Regions from separate parts of the Homo sapiens genome. Here region 1 is linked to region 2. A link is an interaction called in ENCODE POLR2A ChIA-PET data of the cell type or tissue named here. Cell type or tissue: Panc1. All regions are shown on one strand. Each heading gives the region's core, and the rest is flanking DNA. Links, peaks and the distances in the headings are about the cores only.

What was found. ChIA-PET counts read pairs that join two places held together with the same protein. Peaks named below come from ENCODE experiments on the same cell type or tissue, not always from the same donor. Only the 100,000 strongest peaks of a DNase experiment are listed, where the experiment ranks them.
Region 1: POLR2A ChIA-PET joins it to region 2 with 12 read pairs; 7 of 35 experiments call an interaction of 5 or more read pairs at or near these places.

The regions. Positions count from the first base shown.
Region 1 is chr17:42,757,759-42,770,592 of GRCh38, reverse strand. It overlaps RAMP2 (receptor activity modifying protein 2), which reads right to left and starts at 9,366. Exons shown (of 4, transcript NM_005854.3): 1 at 9,235-9,366; 2 at 8,694-8,759; 3 at 8,130-8,238; 4 at 7,552-7,996. The coding sequence starts at 9,331. The coding sequence ends at 7,741. RAMP2-AS1 (RAMP2 antisense RNA 1) reads left to right here and starts at 9,336. Exons shown (of 6, transcript NR_024462.1): 1 at 9,336-9,713; 2 at 9,882-9,958; 3 at 10,080-10,167; 4 at 10,713-10,854. RefSeq lists a silencer at 9,163-9,252. In Panc1, for the core only: CTCF peaks have their summits at 6,775 and 6,979 (motif pointing right); a DNase peak (open chromatin) is centred at 7,028.
Region 2 is chr17:42,916,187-42,923,196 of GRCh38, reverse strand. No RefSeq gene overlaps it. Among named protein-coding and RNA genes, the nearest start is that of G6PC1, 19 kb to the right of the region's middle. RefSeq lists an enhancer at 5,374-6,132. In Panc1, for the core only: no CTCF peak of the experiment used is centred there; no DNase peak of the experiment used is centred there.

The DNA of each region.
Region 1 (12,834 bases), core at 5,764-8,263, 160 kb after region 2:
ATCAGGAGTTGGAGAGCAGCCTGGGCAACATGGTGAAACCCTGTCTTTACTAAAAATACAAAAATTAGCTGGATGTGTTGGTGCACATGCCTGTAATCCCAGCTATACAGGAGGCTGAGGCACAAGAATTGCTTAAACCCAAAAGGTAGAAGTTGCAGTGCCTAGATCACACCACTGCACTCCAGCCTGGGAGACAGAACGAGACTCTGTATCAAATAAATAAATAAATAAATAAGTACAAACCTTGACCTTGTCATCATCTGATCTCAATTTTCTGTCTGATTTCCAACCTTTCCCTCACCCAAATCCTTCACGCGCACAGTTCCTGTGACCTTAGTTTCTGGGTAAAAGAAAAAAAAAGAAAAGGCCAGCTGCAGTGGCTCACGCCTGTAATCTCAGCACTGTGGGAGGCCGAGGTGGGCGGATCACTTGAGGTCAGGAGTTCAAGACCAGCCTGGCCAACATGGTGAAACCTCGTCTCTACAAAAAATACAAAAAATTAGCCAGGCATGGTGGTGCACGCCTGTAATCCCAGCTACTCGGGAGGCTCAGGCTGGAGAATTGCTGGAACACAGGAGGCTGAGGTTGCAGGGAGCTTAATCGCGCCACTGCACTCCAGCCTGGGTGACAGAGCGAGACTCCGTCTCAAAAAAAAAGAAATTAAAAAAAAATAAGTAAAAACACTGTGCACTGTACTTAGTCCACAGAATGACCAACAAATATTTGTTAAATGGATGAATGAATGAACCATTCAGTTGATAATACCTTCTCAAAGCTCACTATTTCCGTTGACTTTATGGCACTCCTTTTTTTTGAGATTGAGTTTTGCTCTCATTGCCCAGGCTGGAGTGCAATGGCAAGATCTCAGCTCACTGCAACCTCCGCCTCCTGGGTTCAAGCAATTCTCCTGCCTCAACCTCCCGAGTAGCTGGGATTACAGGCATGTGCCATCACACCCAGCTAATTTTATATTTTTAGTAGAGACGGGGTTTCTCCATGTTGGTCAGGCTGGTCTCAAACTCCCAATCTCAGGTGATCCGCCTGCCTTGGCCACCCAAAGTGCTGGGATTACAGGCGTGAGCCACCGGCCCAGCCTTTTTTTTTTTTTTTTTTTTTTTTTTTTGAGGTGGAGTCTCGCTCTTTCGCCCAGGCTGGAGTGCAGTGGTGTGATCTTGGCTCACTGTAACCTCTGCCTCCCGGGTTCAAGCAATTCTCCCTGTCACAGCCTCTTGAGTAACTGAGATTACAGGCACCGCACCACGCCTGGCTAATTTTTGTATTTTTTAGTAGAGACAGGGTATCACCATGTTGGCCAGGCTGGTCTCGAACTCCTGACCTCAGGTGATCCGCCTGCCTCGGCCTCCCAAAGTGCTGGGATTACAGACGTGAGCCACCATGGCTGGCCTTTGACACTCCTTTATTCTTGTTCTGCTATTACATCTCTGATCTTCCCTCTGTCCCTCTTATTTGTTTATTTATTTTTGAGATGGAGACTTGCTCTGTCGCCCAGGCTGGAGTGCAGTGGCATGATCTTGGCTCACTGCAACCTCCACCTCCCGGATTCAAGCGATTCTCCTGCCTCAGCCTCTCCATTAGCTCTCCAGACTACAGGCGCCCGCCACCACGCCCGGCTAATTTTTTGAATTTTTAGTAGAGATGGGGTTTCACTGTGTTAGCCAGGATGGTCTCAATCTCCTGACCTCGTGATCCGCCTGCCTTGACCTCTTAAAGTGCTGAGATTACAGGCGTGACCCCACCACGCCCAGCCTATTTATTTGTTTTTTTGAGACAGGGTCTTACTCTGTTGCCCAGGCTGGAGAGTGCAGTGGTGTGATCTTGGTTCACTGTAGCCCGACCTCCCAGGCTCAAGCGATCTTCCCATCTCAGCCTTTTGAGTAGCTGGGACTACAGGCATGCACCACCACACCCGGCTAACTTTTAAAATTTTTGTAGAGATGGGTTTTTGCCATGTTACCCAGGCTGGTCTCGAACTCCTAAACTCAATCAATCCTCCTGCCTCAGCCTCCTAGTGCTGGGATTATAGGCATAAACCACTGCACCCAGCCCTTTTCTCATTCTTTAAGTGTGATGTTTCCTAAGAGTGTAACTCAGCCTTCTTCTTTTCTTTTCTTTTTCTTTTTTTTTTTTTTGAGACCAAGTCTCGCTCTGTTGCCCAGGCTGGAGTGCAGTGGCATGATCTTGGCTCACTGCAACCTCTGCCTCCCAGGTTCAAGCAATTCTCCTGCCTCAGCCTCTCTAGAAACTGGGATTATAGGCGCACACCAACATGCCTGGCTAATTTTTGTATTTGTGGTAGAGACAGGGTTTCATCATGTTGGCCAGGCTGGTCTTGAACTCCTGACCTCAGGTAATCTGCGCACGCCTTGGCTTCCCAAAGTGCTGAGATTACAGGCACGAGCCACTGCTCCCGGCCAGCCTTCCTCTTTTCAATGAACCATTCTGTCTTAGAGTTCTCATCTATCTAATGGCGTTACGGCGCACTTCCGTGCAGGAGACTCCCACACCTATATTTCCAGACCCAACCTCTTTCCACTCCCATCCCCCCATTTCTAACTCTCTGTGGAACATAACAGCTTGTTCCACTGTTACCTTATAATTGTACATTCTTTTCTTCAGGACAGTTCTTCCTCCTCAATGGCTCTTTTCTATTATTACTGCCATAATTGTCCTAGTAACTCAAGTCCAAAGCCTGAGTCACCCCTAACCTCTCCTCTCCCTCAGCCCTGGCCTCTCCCTCCTGTTTTATCCAAGTCCTGCTAATTTCCTCCCTAGGGGAGAGAGTAGAAAGGGAGGTGAATTAGGAAATTATTGCAATAATCTAGGCTTGAGAAAATGAGGACATGGAGCAAAGGAGTGTTGAATGGGGAAGTGGACAATATGCCCTAAAGATATTTTGAGTTTTCACCTGAAATAAAGGTTTGCTTTATTTCCATGAATGCATCTGTTTTCCCTAAAGATATATCTACTCCCTTCATGGCATGTATTTGCCTTCATGCATTTCATGAATATACATCAAGGGTCTGTTGGTATTTTTTTTATTTTTTTTAGAGACAGGGTTGCCAGTGGTGGAGTGCAGTGGCCCAATCATACCTCACCATAACCTTGAATCCCTGATCCTCCCCACTCAGCCTCCCAAGTAGCTGGAACTACAGACATGTGCCACTACATCCAGCTGAGTTCTTATTTGTTTGTTTGTTTGTTTGTTTGTTTTTGAGACAGAGTCTCACTCTGTTGCCCAGGCTGGAGTGCAGTGGCACGATCTTGGCTCATTGCAACCTCCGCCTCCCAGGTTCAAGTGATTCTCCTGCCTCAGCCTCCTGAGTAGCTGTGACTACAGGTGCATGCCACCATACCCAGCTTTTTTTTTTTTTTTTAGACGGGGTCTCACTCTGTCGCCAGGTTGGAGTGCAGTGGCGCAACTGCAACCTCTGCCTCCTGGGTTCAAGCGATTCTCCTGCCTCAGTCTCCTGAGTAGCTGGGACTACAGGCGCGTGCCACCACACCCGGCTAATTTTTTGTATTTTTAGTACAGATGGGGTTTCACTGTGTTAGCCAGGATGGTCTCAATCCCCTTACCTCGTGGATCCACCCACCTTGGCCTCCCAAAGTAGTGCTGGGATTACAGGCGTGAGCCACTGTGCCAGCTTTTTTTTTTTTTTTTTTTTTTTTTGAGACAGAGTTTCGCTCTGTTGCCCAGGCTGGAGTGTAATGTTGCGTTCTCAGCTCACTGCAGCCTCTGCCTCCCAGGTTCAAGCGATTCTCCTGCCTTAGCCTCCGGAGTAGCTGAGATTACAGGCATGCACCACAACGCCCAGCTAGTTTTTGTATTTTTAGTAGAGATAGGGTTTCACTATGTTGGCCAGGCTGTTCTCGAACCCCTGAGCTTAGGTGATCTGCCCATCTCAGCCTCCCGAAGTACTGGGACTACAGGCGTGAGCCACCGCATCTGGCCTAATTTTGTATTTTCAGTAGAGATGGAGTTTCGGGCTGGGCGCAGTGGCACACGCCTGTAATCCCAGCATTTTGAGAGGCCGAGGCAGGTGGATCACCTAAGCTCAGGAGTTCGAGACCAGCCTGGTCAACTCAACATGGTGAAATCTCCCGTCTCTACTCCAAATATAACAGTTAGCTGGGCATGGTGGCACATGCCTGTAGTGCTAGCTACTTGGGAGGCTGAGTCACAGGAATCGCTTGAACCAGGGAGGCAGAGGTTGCAGTGAGCCAAAATTGCACCACTGTACTTTGGCCTGAGCGACAGAGCAATGCTGTGTCTCAAAAAAAAAAAAAAAAAAAGAGATGGTGTTTCGCCATGTTGGTCTCAAATTCCTGACCTCAAGTGATCCACCCACCTCAACCTTCCAAAGTGCTGGGATTACAGGCATGAGCCACCTCGCCCTGCCTGTGTTTTTTTTTTTTTTTTGTAGAGACATGGTCTCACTATGCTACCCTGACTAGTCTTGAACTCCTGGCCTCAGGTGATCCTCCCACCTCAGTCTCCCAAAGCGCTGGGATTACAGGTATGAGCCACCACATCTGGCCTCTTCCTCCCGTTTTTAATCCTATCCTCTACTTTATAATTATTTTCCATTACCCCATTCAACACTCCTTTGCCCCATGTCCTCATTTTCTCAGGTCTGGATTATTGCAATAATTTCCTAATTCACCTCCCTTTCTACTCTCTCCCCTAGAAGAACGTACTCCAGCTATGGCCTAGTCATCTACCAACTCTGCAGTCACCCTCCTGTGATCACACCCCTTGTGATCTTCTCAGCCAGATGTGATCCCTTTTTCCCTCACACTCAGATAACATTTGGTTTGTATCCCTAGCATGATTCTCATTACACTTTTGTTTTGGTTTGTTAATTTGTACACGTCAACTTTCTCACTAGATGAAAGCCACTGAGGGCAGAAAACCAGACTCTATCTAACCTATCTTTCCAACATAATACACCACACAGTGTCTTTTTTGTTTTGTTTTGTTTTGTTTTTGAGATGGAGTCTCACTCTGTCACCCAGGCTGGAGTGCAGTGGCGTGATCTTGGCTCACCACAACGTCTGCCACCCAGGTTCAAGCAATTCTCCTGCCTCAGCCTCCCGAGTAGCTGGGATTACAGGCGCCTGTCACTGCAACTGGCTAAGTTTTGTATTTTTAGTAGAGATGGGGTTTCACTGTCTTGGTCAGGCTGGTCTTGAACTCCTGATCTTGTGATCTACCCGCCTCAGCCTCTCAAAGTGCTGGGATTACACTCCCAAAGTGCTGGGAGTGCGTGAGCCACTGTGCCCGGCACACACAGTGTTTTATACCAGCAGGTCCTTGATGTATATTAATAAAATGCATGAAGGCAAATACATGCTACAAAGGGAGTAGATATACCTTTAGGGAAGACAGATGCATTCATGGAAATTAAGGAAACCTGTATTTCAGGTGAAAACTCAAAATATATATACTTTTTTTTGAGACAGAATCTCGCTCTGTCACCCAGGCTGGAGTGCAATGGAGCGATCTTTGGCCCACTGCAACCTCTGCCTCCCAGGTTCAAGCAATTCTCCTATCTCAGCCTCCTAAGTAGTGGGACTACAAACACACACCCCAACGCCTGGCTAATTTTTGTATTTTTAATAGAGACGGGTTTCACCATATTGGTTAGGCTGGTCTCGAATTCCTGACTTCAGGTGATCCACCAGCCTTGGCATCCCAAAGTGCTGGGATTACAGGTGTCAGCCACCGCGCCCGGTCAGAAAACTCAAAATATTTTTAGGGAACATATGTGTGCCTAGAAAAACAGATGCACCCTGAGAGATGTGTGTCTCAGAGAATGAATAGGCATGTTCCAGGAATCATACAAGCATATATGGAAAAGGCAGGATACCCCAAGAAATGGACATGCATGTACTCAAGAAGGCAGATATTTCAACAAGAAGGAAAGTCCCTAAAGAGGCTCGGGGTGCCACAAGGAGTAAACAGATGTATCCATGGAGAATAAAGTTGTTTTGGAGATATTTTTGGAGACCTGGCAGTTGTGTCTGATGGAGAGTTGAAGGTGTAGGTTACCTGGTAAGAAATGGGCCTCACTATCCAGGGAACATATAGGTGTGTTCATATACAGCAATGGTGACTTGTAGAGAGGGGCTGGGTATGATCCTAGAAAGTAGGAAGGTATCTGAAGAGAGTGTTGTTTGTCTCAGGAAGCTGATAGCGGGGTCCAGCTAAGAACTAGTGGTTGTGCAGGCACAGCAGGCTCATGCTTGTAATCCCAGCACTTTGGGAGACTGACTGGGGAGGAGCACTTGAGGCCAGGAGTTCAAGACTAGCCTGGGCAACACGGTGAGACCCCATCTGTATAAAAAAACTTAAAAAAAAAATTAGGCCGGGTGTGGTGGCTCGTGCCTGTAATCCCAGCACTTTGGGAGGCCGAGGTGGGTGGATCATGAGGTCAGGAGATCGAGATCATCCTGGATAACACAGTGAAACCCTGTCTCTACCAAAAATACAAAAAATTAGCCGGGCGTGGTGGCGAGCACCTGTAGTCCCAACTACTCTGGAGGCTGAGGCAGGAGAATGGCATGAACCAGGAGGCAGAGTTTGCAGTTAGCCGAGAGCATGCCACTGCCCTCCAGCCTGGGTGACGGAGCAAGACTCCATCTCAAAAAAAAAAAAAAAAAAAAAAAATTAGCTGGGCATGGTGGCTCACGCCTGTGGTCCCAGCTACTTGGAAGTCTGAGATGGGAGGATCCTTGAGCCCAGGAGGTCGAGGCTGCAGTGAGCCATGTTTGTGCCACTGAACTCCAGCCTGGGTGACAGAATGAGACCTTGTTTCAACAAACAAACAAACAAACAAACAAACAAGGAACTAGTGATTGCTGTAGAGATGGCAGTTTTCTGACCCCAGGGTCCAGTGCTCCTCAGCCTTGAGCTTCTTCCAGATCAGATACGTCTTCTGGTTGCTGGCTTTAGTGGACACCAGGGGGCAGTGTGTTGCTAGGCTGCAGGCCACACCCAGTCCAGGACAATGTAGGATGAGGGCAAGGGACATGGAGAGGGGTGGTGAACCTAGTAAAGGAAGCCCCCACTGCTTTCTCCCTCAATTGTGAGGGCCTTAGGAATGGATTCCTGTTGCTCAGTCAGGGTTCCTCTTCCCAGGCCCTGTGAGTAAACTGAAGCATGAAGAAGAGGAATAGTCAGGGCTCCTGGGCAGCCTCCTGCTCCTCTTGCAGGAGTCACAAGCAGAGATTCCTCCCTTGCCCCTTCCCCCACACCTCCCCAGTTGCAGGCCCCCAGCTGCTGTCCAGACCGGAAGGGAGTCTCTTCCTGCTTGTTTCCTGGAGCCGAGTTTGGATATAGGCAGGAAAGGCCCGCCTGGGAGGAAAGAATATAGGGGTGTGACCTTCATGGAGGCAGGGAGCAGGGGGGCAGGTGAAATGAACAGAACAATGGGCCATCCAGATTTTTCCAGTTCTACTACCCAGGGCTGAGGGCCTGTGGCAGTGGCAGGGAAGGACACAGGTTCCACTGAAATGGGGAGAAGGACATTGTACAAAAAAAAAGTTTTATTTTGAAGATTACAGAACTTGTGCCATGACCCCACCTGGCTTCCATTCCCAGCAATCCAGGGATCTGTGGTGGGGATGAGAGTGAGAAAAGGGAGTAGGAGGGGAGGAGGGAGGCCTGGTGGGGGTGGGGAAGTGGAGTAACATGGTTGTTGAGAAGCTCGTGGCCCCCTAGGCCTGGGCCTCACTGTCTTTACTCCTCCATACTACAAGAGTGATGAGGAAGGGGATGAGGCAGATGGGGGCTATGATCATGGCCAGGAGTACATCCTCTGGGGGGTCAGAGAAGGTGGGCTGCACCAGGGAGCAGTTGGCAAAGTGGATCTGGTGAGTCTCAAAGATGATCCTCTCTGCCAAGGGATTGGGGAAGCCCAGGTCAAACAACTCTGCAAAGTGCTCCAGGCAATCTCGCAGGGTGCTATAAGGCCTAGGGGCAGAAGAGGACTTGAGTGAGAGAGGGGGTGGACCCAGGGAGAAGAGTGCCCCACTCTCACTCAGGGTCTACCTGCAATGAGCAGGTCCACCCCCTGGCCTGAGCCACCCTCCATCACTGCCCCTACCTGCTAATCATGGCCCAGTCGCACCAATCCTTTTCGATAGGATCCATTTGATCCTTATAATGATTCCAGCAAAATTGGACAGCTGTCTCATAGTTCTTCACCGTCCCCCCTGTAGGTACAGATGCTACACAATGACCACACCCCTACCCCTCCCTACAAACCCTCCTGCCCAGGTGCTTGCAAGGTGAACTGCCTGTCTTCAAACGTGGGAACCCTTCAGAAAGTTTCCCTAGCAAAACATTCTGGCTGAGGACAGAGTCCCAGCTCAGGAATCCTATAATGACTTCCATGTGCTAAGCACTTTCCATCCCAGCCTGATAAGAACTTCCACGTACACCTTTTCCTGGGGTCTTCTCGCCCACTTGTGAGGTGGGCAGCTCAGAGCCGTGCAGGGGCTTTGTAGGAGGACAGGGAGAAAGACCACGAGGAACCCCAAGAAAGAACAGAGGGGAGTGTAGTGGGGCATCAGCTGGGGTTGGGCAGGCCTCGTGGGAAAGGAACCCTCCCCACTGAACTTGCTCTCGTCCTTACCCTCGGCCACCCTTCCACACCCTGGGTACCCACCTTCTGACCCTGGTGTGCCTGTGGTGGGAAGAGGCTGAGCCAGGGCCTCGTGGGGATTCAGGACAGCTGTGGGAAGAAACGGGAGAGGAGGGTAACATAGCGGGGACCCCGGCAGTGGAGCCTGCGAGGGGGGTTGGGGGACTGAGACCCTCCGAAAATAGGCTACCTTGGAAGAAAAGGAGGAATAATCTAGCCCCCACGGACGCCTCAGTGCCGGGGAGGGAGGGGCTGGCACCAGCTCCTTGTCACTCACACCCAGGCCCAAAGCCCCCTCATCTCTGGCCAGCTTCCGTCCTCCTAAGCCCTCTTCGAGGGGCCGGGGCCAGCACCCCAGCTTTCCCTGGGTGGGAAGCAGCTCATGCTGCGCCCGCCCCGAGGTGGGGTCAGGGACCGTCCGAGGGCCAGTGCTGCTAGGTACGTCGGTCCTAACCCGCACCCCAGGGCCCGTTCCGGCCTCGGCCATCCAGCCCCTCTCCCCTCTCCCCTCTCCCCTCCGGGGCCTCTCGCGCCTCCCGCCCGGGCCTCGGGGCGCCGCGCTCACCGCCCAGCAGGAGGAGGAGGCGGAGCGCTGCCGGCCGCCCGACTCGGGTCCTAGGGAGACGCGGGCCGCCGGCGCGCTCCACCCGGAGCGAGGCCATCGTGCAGCAAGGAGGCGAGGAGCGGCGGCGGCGCTGAGCCGGGCCCGGGTGTGGGGGCGCCTATATCCCCAGCCCAAGCTGCAGGAAGCCGCGCCGCTTCCTCGGAGGGGCTGGGACGGCGGCGGCCACGTGGGGGGCGGGGGCGACGCTCGGGGCCCGCGGCTGGAGGGGGAGTCGCTGCCTCACCCGCGCCTGGCGCCCGCGGCTCCCTCCGCCTCGCCGGCGTTGGCCCACCCTCTCGTAGCTCACCCCGCGAGGCTGGACAGCTCCCGGAACCCCGGAACCGGGATCTATTTCGGGGGCTCGGCTGCGTGGCGCCCAGGACTCTCCAGGGTCTCCCAGGATCGCTCCCCGAATTCGAGTCGCCCCCTCTCTCTTTCGGGTCTGGAGGGGTCGGCAAGCTGCTCTCCCAGACGTGGAGAAGAGGGAGGGGGCTGGGAGCTCCAGCGGCCTCTCGACGCCGCTGCTTCTAAGGGGCTGTCCTGGGTTGTGGGGGAAGGGGCGCCTGGAGCTGAGCCATGCAGCTCAGGGTTCCTTATCCTATCCCTAGGAATACCAGCTGATGTCAGTCCGCCAGCCAAAACCAGGGAGGAGAAGCGGGAGCCAGCCCTCTGGAGTCGGGAGAAGGTCTGGGGAGTGGGGTAGAGGGGAAAGCAAAGTCCAAATACCTTCCCTTCAGACACCTCCTGGGGCCTAGACCCCACAAACCTGTTGTGGGGAGGGCAAAATACGATGACTACGTTCCCAGGAAGAAGGTGCCACAGCTCTTCAGGACCACGGTTGGGAGAAAGAATGGAGGGGTTTTAGAACCTTCAGTGTGCGACTTCATGTGCCAGGTGAGTGTAACACCATTTTACAGACCGAGAAGCTAAAGCTCAGGGCCAACAGCCCGGGATTTGAATTCAGAAGCTCTGGGTTCTAATTCTGTCTTCTTACTCCCCAGCTATAGAGCCTTGAATGACACGTTTACCTTCAGGACTTCTCATGTGAAATAGGGACATTCCCCTCCTCACTGTATGATGGCAGCTGTGAAAGGGCACTGCACTCGCTAAATGCTAGTTTCCTTTCCTCTTTTCCTAAGTGACTTATCTAAGGTCACACTGTTAAGGAAGCAGCAAGGCTGAGTCTGGGCCTCCGGGGGTCCTGACTTCAGCCACACCACAGCTGCTTCTTGTGTCCTGGGCCAGAGGTTCATTAGTCTGAAGCAGCTGAGGAGCCCAGGAGCTGGTTTGGCCATGACGTTCAAGTCCCAGACACAGCTGTCAGCACCAAACTTTCCTAAATTACTCCCAGACACTGACCCTTGGACTCAGCTGCTGCTGTTGTCCCAGTTTACTGATTCCTGCCCACCACAAATTATCTGTCCTGATCTCTCCTGAAGTCTTCATCTCAGGATCTCAAGCTCTTGGATCATGGGCACGGATAACCTGTTGTCCTCCTCTATGGTCAAGAGGCTGCTTTTGCAAAGAATCCAGTGGGAGAGAGTCAATGGCCTGCTTGACGTGAACTCCAAAGTCCTCCTGGTAAGGATCATTTCTACAATGATGCAGAAAAGAGCCATGCAGTCTCTGAGACATTTCAGGCTGGGACCAAATCTAGTCCTTCCTGCCTGCCTAGGATTGCTCCTTTCAAGAAGGAAGCATGGGAGATTTCTGAGTGATAAGATGGGAGGAAGGAGCAAGGAGGTGCAGAAAGCAAAACAAGCCATTTTCACTGGGTTGGGGCCAGAAGCACATGAGCCCACTATGGGTTAGGACTGGGGTTGGGGTCAAGATTAAAGGGGACAAAAGCAAATGTTAGATTTAAAATAGAGCCTGGGCAACATAGTGAAACCCTGTCTCTACAAAAAAAAAACTATAAAAAAATTTTTAAAAAATTAGCCTGGCATAGTGGTGTGCACCTGTAGTCCCAGCTACTCGGGAGGCTGAGGCAGGAGGATCACTTGAGCCCCAGAGGTTGAGGCTGCAGAGAGCTGTGATTGTGCCCTATCTCAAAAAAAAAAAAAAAGGACAATATGGCATAATGATAATGGATAATCATAACGGATGAAAGAAAAAAACTGATGAGGATTCTGAAGGTAGGTTCTGCCTCTGTCTTACTGCAAGTAACTTGAGCAGGTTATTTCACATCTCTGGAGCTCAAGATTTTCATATGTAAAATGGCCTTAAGATCAAAAAAGAAAATATAGGTAACTTGGTAGGAAGTTCCTATTTTATTTTTATCTTACTTTACTTTTTAGGAACAGGGGCTCACTCTGTTGCCCACATTGGAGTGCGGTGGAAGAATCATGGCATGCTGCAGTCTTGAGCTTCTAGGCTCAAGAGATCCTCCTGGTTCAGTCTCCCAAGTAGCTAGGACAGCAGGCATATTTTTTGTAGATATGGGGGTCTTGCTTTTTTGCCGAGGCTGGTCTCGAACTCCTGGCTTCAAGCAATCTTCCTGCATCAGTCTCTTAAAGTGTTGGGATTCCAGGCATGAACCACTGCACCTGGCCCTTGGGAAGTTTTATTTTTAGCCTAGGGTTGGGGTTAAGTTTGCATCATGATGTTGAGACCTCCAAAGGAGAACTTATTGTAGTCATTCCTGAGCTCAGGTGTCCAAACTGTCTAATTGGAGAATCTGGGAATTTTCTCTCGTTTTGATTTTCCTCTTCCACTTTTCCATGCCAGTTGGATGTTTGAATGTTTTTATCGACCTCTGAGAGCATCCGGGTAACTGAGGGTTTACTTTGGGGGTCTTTGGAGATGAATAGGGACAGGAGACCTCACCTTTCTTTTCCATGTAGCCATAGGAGATAGTCCCACGATCTGATGATCTGTAGCAATGGGTAGAGGAAGGGCCGTATTAGGAACAGAAGCTAGTTTCGTCATGGGAAGTCCCCTGTTTTCCACTCCTGAGGGCCCTCACATTCCCTTTCTAAGCCCCTTTCTGCTTTTGCTATTAAAAAATACAGTTTTTAAATTGCAAGTAATATGTAAGTATATACTTGTTGCAAAATATTTAACCCAGAAAACTTTGTATCCCCACTCATATCTCATTTCCCACATATTCTGGATTTTTTTAAAGGAAAGCATAAATGGGATTTGATACTCCTATTATTCAGTGACTTTTTTTTTTCTTGAGATGGAGTCTTGCTCTGTTGCCCAGGCTGGAGTGCAGTGGCGCCATCTTGGCTCACTGCAACCTCCGCTTCCCAGGTTCAGGTGATTCTACTGCCTCAGCCTCCTGAGCAGCTGGGATTACATGTGTACGCCGCCACATCCAGCTAATTTTTGTATTTTAGTAGAGACAGGGTTTCACCAGGTTGGCCAGGCTTGTCTTGAACTCCTGACCTCAAGGGATCCACCTGCCTTGGCCTCCCAAAATGCTGGGATTACAGGTGTGAGCCACTGTGCCTGGCCTCAGTGTCTTTTAAAAAATGTGATACTATTGCTGGGTATGCAGCTCATGCCTGTAATCCCAGTTACTCGGGAGCCTGAAGCAGGAACTTGAGCCCAGGAATT
Region 2 (7,010 bases), core at 1,216-3,715:
TTATGGAAAAATCAGAAAAAAAAGATGGTTAATATTATTTTATGTCGTGGGAAACCTACTTAAACATTTGAAATGCTCAAACATGCCACAATGTGCCTGGAGAACGTTCTGGCAGTGGGTAACAAGAGCTATGAAACTTTTCAAACCTTTGACCCAGCAATACCAGTTTTGGGAATACACCCCAAGGAAATAACCCAAAAGGGAAAAAATGTAACTTGTGCAAAGATGTTCATGTGCCGCTATTTATAAGAGTGAAGAATTGGAAATAATCCAAATACCAAATAAGGAAATGGCCCAGCAAATTATGGTATAGTGACATAAGGAAAACACCAGCAAATGATTTTAAATGACAGGAATGTAGCCTCTGCTGGCTCTGGGGAACGTGTAGATTAGATTATTTTAAGTGACAAAAAACCCCAAAACAAAACACCAAATGGAAAGGTTACAACTATGAAAAGTGTGTGTTGTGAAAAAAAGTTTAGAAGTGACTCTTGAGGAAAGGCAAACATAGTTTAGAGTCGGGGTTGGGTGCTTCTTCTGTAAAATTGCTTGTGAATTGCAGTATCTACTGCAGTATATTCCAGACCTGATCATTTCGATCCTAAACACAGCTATTTGAGTATATAAAGTAGATAGCAGTTACAAGGTAGATCAGCCAATGGGTTTTCGTTTTGCAGCAAAAAGTCTTCGTAGTTTTGTCCCTGTGCACAGGAAAATGTGAACGCTCGCATCAGAGTTTGGAGACTTTGAGGACTGCAGAGCTGCAAAGACAGGCCGGGTGCTAAAACCTTCCTGGAATCATTCCACTGTCTGCTGGAAGATCAATCTCCAGGCATTGCTCAGGGCTCACCACAACAAACCAAGTGGAAGGGACCTACTTTTTCAAAGAAGGAGGAAGAAATTAGATTTCAGAAGCCAAATAAATCAGAGATGCCAAAGAAACATTTACAGAAAAGTAACACTGACTCTTCAATTACTATTACAGAATCAGGCTGCAATGTAGACCTCATTTCTACAGAAGAATACTCACACATTTTTTGTTGTTTTTTTTTGTTTTTGTTTTTGTTTTTAAACGTGGAACACAAGAATTCAGAATACGAAACTGAACAGTCAGATCAAGAAACTAAGAGGACATTGAATCAAGGAACTGTAAGAAATAGGAGGTGGATAGATATTTGCAGCAAGCTTTAGGGGCTATATCGTATTTTTAAAATAATATATCCTGGGTATGAATTAATATTTGACAACCAGGAAGCAAGGAAACACACAGTGGAATGAACTATTATTAAAGTTTACACATGATTTAAAGTTCACTTTGCTAATAAATTCTTACCTTAACAACTTCATTAGAGGCTGGGCGCGGTGGTTCACGCCTGTAATCCCAGCACTTTGGGAGGCCAAGATGGGTGGATCACCTGAGGTTAGGAGTTCGAGACCAGCCTGGGCAACATGGTAAAACCCTGTCTCTACTAAAAATACAAAAATTAGCTGGGTAGGGTGGTGGGCACCTGTAATCCCAGCTACTTGGGAGGCTGAGGCAAGAGAATCGCTTGAACCTGGGAGGCAGAGGTTGCAGTGAGCCGAGATCACGCCACTGCACTCCAACCTGGGTGACAGAGAGAGACTCCATCTCAAAAACAAAACAAAACAAAACAAAACAAAAACAAAACAACCTCATCAGAAGGCTATTTGACCTGGGATTTTTTTTTTCCATTCTCAACCTTAACTTGGACAGTGAGAAACAATTAAATTAGGATCTTTTTCATTAGTAACAAACAGAAATTAAAATGGGAGTGTGTACCAACAGTATTGGACATGAGTTTTACAGCAATGAGAGAACAGAGAAGTATGTCATCTCTTCCACCTTCTCTGAAGAAGTGCAATCCAAGCTGAGAATCATTAAGCACCAGTGTTAGGCAGAGTTTGTCTTAACTACGTTCTTTGTTCATCTGAGAATGTGTTTTGTTTTACTCTTTCCTCTCCCTGGTGATTTAACAACAATATGAAGTACACCCAGAGCCTTTTTTGGGGAGAGCAGTTTATTTACCAAACTAACAATAGGTGGCTCTCTGCCAGCCCTGCCCATTTCCCCCTCACTCTTTGGCTAAGACTCTCAATCTGGCTGCACACTTTATCCTGTATTTAACCACGTGCACATCTGTGGGTACCTAGTAACATATTCAGCTCAAGGTCTCTACAAGAGGGCCGGAGTCAAGAGTCATTTTACTTATGTAAACTGAGATGGGACAACTCCAGTTGTTTCAAAAAGTAGACCTGATGGGAGGGAAAGATTTTGGAATTTAGAGTGACAAATCTACTTAAGACAGACCTGAGCTGGGTGCAGTGGCTCACGCCTATAATCCCAGCATTTTGGGAGGCTGAAGTGGGAGGATTGCTTGAGCCCAGGAGTTTGAGACCAGCTTGGACAACATAAGTAGACCTCATTTCTGCAAATACATACCAAAAAACCTCCAAAATTAGCCAGGCATGGTGGCACACACCTGTAGACCCAGATACTCGGGAGGCTGAGGTGGGAGGATCACTTGAGCCTGGGAGGTTGAGGCTGCAGCGAGCCATGATCGGGCCACTGCACTCCAGCCTGGGCGAGAGTGAGACCCTGTCTCAACCAACAACAACAGAGCGGGTTGAGTTCAGCTATCTCCTAACTAGAGGATAAATTAACTCACCAGTTGATGAAATCTTTACATTTGGGATCATTTACCCTTTGGAAGTTCCTAGAAGCTGTGCAGAGTATCTTATAGCTGTGCAGAGCACAGGTGAAAAATGAGAAAGGGCATAGTTCTGGAGATAACAGTTGGTGGCTGCTGTAGCTAGTGAGCCTGCTGACAAGGCTCAAAGAGCCAGATCAAAGACCAAGGCTGCTGTGTCAGCTTCTCCCCGATCGACACTAATACCCATCAGGACTCAGGGCCTCACCTAAGGCTCCTGCACCGAAGAGCCCTTTGGAGGCTTTGGTGCAGGGGTGTCCACAGTGGTTTCACAACAGTCTGTAAGGAGAGATGACGCCCCTGTCATTCCATTGCAGTCACTGTGTAGGGAACAAATGGACTGGCAGGAAAGACCTTGGCAGTTTAAAGATCTAAGTGAAGAGAAACTGACTTATGCCACCCAGCTTGTTAAATCAATTAAGCCAAATTACATCTCTCAAAAGGCTCATTTGAGTTAATGGCCAGGGTGGATCAAGCAGGGATCAGTGGCAGCATTGTCAATCAGCCGGGGTAGAAGGAGATTAGAATGAAAGATGGAGTCGAAAAGATGACATTGGTGCCCTCAAAGGTGGCATGCCTCTGTCAAGAATCCCGAAACAGTTCACAATGGAGAGAAAGAAATTTGATTTTCACTATTTTTTTTCCCCACAAATTCCTGTTTGTTTTTTTTTGTTTGTTTTTTTTTGCCACCCAGGCTGGAGTGCAGTGGTGCAATCTCAGCTCACTGCAACCTGAGCCTCCCAGGTTCAAAAGATTCTCCTGCCTCAGCCTCTCGAGTAGCTGGGATTACAGGCATGTGCTACCACGTCTGGCTAATTTTTGTATTTTCAGTAGAGACGGGGTTTTGCCATTTTGGCCAGACTGGTCTCGAACTCCTGACCTCAAGTGATCCACCTGCCTCGGCCTCCCAAAGTGTTGAGATTACAGGTGTGAGGCACTGCGCCCGGCCCCAATTTTCATTCTTTTTGCCTCTGGAGAGAGAGGAAGGAGCACAGAATAATAAAGGATTAGAATCCCCAGTTCTGTGATGGAGCAGAATGAGACCATTCCAGTGTTGAAGCTGAGTTGAACTGTTCTGAGGGCAATAATTATGGAATGAGAAGAGCAGAAGAAGAAAGTGAGGAGGTGGCAGAAAGGAAAGTATTGAAAATTTGCTGGCTGGAAAACTAGCTTCTTGCTAAAAAAAACCCCAAACCCCATAAACACACCCAGCTGTTCCTGGTTGTAGTTAGTTATTACCCTGTGTCCTGGGGAGACTTAACGAAAGTAAAAGAAGAAAGAAACCCATAACATAATTAGGAGAAGGCCACTTCAAACACAATTATTCTAGCTTTGCCTTTAATTTGGTTAATAAGCCCTCAGTCTGGCTCAAATAATCTGACTGTACTGTTTACATATGTCTTTTACTTCTGTTTCAACAGCTGCATGTTGACACAGCAGCCCAAATATACGCAGGAGACTGGCAGAGAGGAGACTGCTCTTTGCTGAGAATCAAGAGACCTGTGAACATGTTAGTTACGTGACTTAGAGGCACCATTTCACCTCTCTTGGCCTTCATTTCTATATTCATGAAATGAAAAATGTTTTTGAGTAGAATTTATAGTGAGCAACTTTCTTTTTTGAAATAAAGGCCAACTCAGGACAAATAAAAAATATTTATAGACTTCTTTCTTTTATTGAGAAGAGCAGCCCAGATGCAGCTTTATTTTTATGTATTTATTTTTTTAGAGGCAGGGTCTTGCTCTGTCACCCAGGCTGGAGTACAGTGGCACAATCATGGCTCACTGCAGCTTCACCCTCTCAGGCTCAACCAATTTTCCCACCTCGTCTCCTGAGTAGCTGGGACTACAGGAGCACACCATAATGCCCGGCTCATTTTTTTTTTTTTTTTTTTTTTTTTTGAGACAGAGTCTCACTCTGTCACCAGGTTGGAGTGCAGTGGCAAGATCTCGGCTCACTGCAACCTCCGCATCTCAAGTTCAAGTGATTCTTCTGCCTCAGCCTCCCGAGTAGTTAGGACTACAGGCACGCACCACAATGCCCAGTTAATTTTTGTATTTTTAGTAGAGACGGGGTTTTACCATGTTGGCCAGGATGGTCTCGAACTCCTGACCTCAAGTGATCCGCCTCCCTCGACCTCCCAAAAGTGCTGGAATTATAGGCATGAGCCACTGCACCCGGCCTAATTTTTATTAAAAATTTTTTTTTTTGTATAGGTAGGGTCTTGCCATGTTGCACAGGCTGCTCTTGAACTCCTGGCCTCAAGCAATCCTACCTGGACCTCCCAAAGTCCTGGGATTACAGGTATAAGACACTATGCCCAGTCCAGATGCAGCTTTGTATTTTATTTGTTTGTTTGTTTGTTTGTTTTTGAGATGGAGCCTCACTCTGTTGCCCAGGCTGGAGTGCAGTGGCGCAATCTCAGCTCACAGTAACCTCTCAGGTTCAATCGATTCTCCTGCCTCATCCTCCCAAGTAGCTGGAACTACAGGCATAAGCCACCACGCCCGGCTAATTTTTGTATTTTTAGTAGATACGGGGTTTCACCATGTTGGCTACGCTGGTCTCGAACTCCTGGCCTCAGGTGATCCACCCACCTCGACCTCCCAAAGTGCTGGGATTACAGCTGTGAGCCACCAGGCCCGGCTGGATGCAGGTTTTTCATCTTTCTCCCTGAAATTAGACTTTGAGCTTCGAATTGCCCATCACTGGACTAGAAAAATCACTAGTTTTCCCTCTGGATTAATGAAGGTCTTGGTTCCCTGATGGAAGTGACTTTTGTTGTCTGCTTCTTCATGCCACTTCTAGTCAATTATTTCCTTAACCATATAACCAGAAGGCTATTTAGCCAGAGTGTTTCCTATTATCAAGGAGACACTTGAAAAACTTTTGCATACAAATGGTATCGTCCTATCTTATTCACACAAACAGGCCTTACAGCCTAGTTCAGCAGTTACTGCAGAGTGAAGTCAATGAATATTAATAATTCAGCAGCTGAAGTCATGGTTTTCAGAAAACAAGTCAGCAAATTTTGACAGGTTGCAAACAATGAGTCAATTAATTAGGGCTGGAATTTCAGATATGCAGACATGTCTTCAAATGTAACGTTCCCGGAATGCCTGTTGGAATAACAAAGAAATTGGCAACGCAAGTGGAGGAGTGCGCTGAGAGTTCCTCACGTAAAATCTGACCACCTGGTCGGGTGAGTGGCTCACACCTGTAATCCCCGCACTTTGGGAGGCTAAGGAAAGAGGATCACTTGAGCCCAGGAGTTGGAGACCAGCCTGGGCAATATAGTGAGACCTTGTCTCTACAAAAAAAAAAAAAAAAAAAAAAAAAAAAAAAAGCCAGGTGTGGTGGTGCGTGCCTGTGGTCCCAGCTACATGGGAGGCTGAGGCAGGAGGATCACTTGAGCCTGAGAGGTCAAGGCTGCAGTAAGCAGTAATGGTGCCACCACACTCCAGCCTGGGCAACAGAGAGAGACTCTGTCTCAAAAAAAAAAAAAAGGAAAAAGAAAAATCTGACCACCTAATCGGTCTTCCTTTGAAACCTTTCCAAAGCATAGAAGTAGATAAAGTTATGATAAAGGGTATGATCCTAGGAAATCAAGAGATGATAAAACCAAAAATACTGTAAAACTTTCCTAACTAAGCCTTCGGGAAAACAGTCTGGCAGTTCCTTAAAGGGTTAAATATAGAGTTCCCACATCTCCCAGCAATTCCACTCCTAAGAATGTACCCAAGAGAAATGAAACTATGCAACCACACAATGACTTGCACACAAATGTTCATAGCACTGTTATTCATAATAGCCAAAAAGCAGAAACAAGCCAGTTATCCATCAACTGATTAACAAATATTTATTTATCATTCATTCATTCATTCATTCATTCATTATTTGGAGACAGGCTTTTGCTCTGTTGCCCAGGCTGGAGTGCAGTGGCTTACTGCAGCCTCCATCTCCAAGGCTCAAGCCATCCTTCCCACCTCAGCCTCCTGAGTAGCTGAGACTACAGGCATGTGCCACCATGCCCAGCTAATCTTTTATTATTTGTAGACACGAGGTCTCCCTGTGTTGCCCAGGCTGGTTTTGAACTCCTAGGCTCAAGTAATCCTCCTGCCTCAGCCTCCCAAAGTGCTGGGATTACAGATGTGAGCCACCATGCCTGGCCTGATAAACAGATAAATAAAATGTGGTATATTCATACAATGTTATATATTCATACAATGGAATATTACTTGTCCATAAAAAGAAATGAAGTACCAATATATGTTATAACAC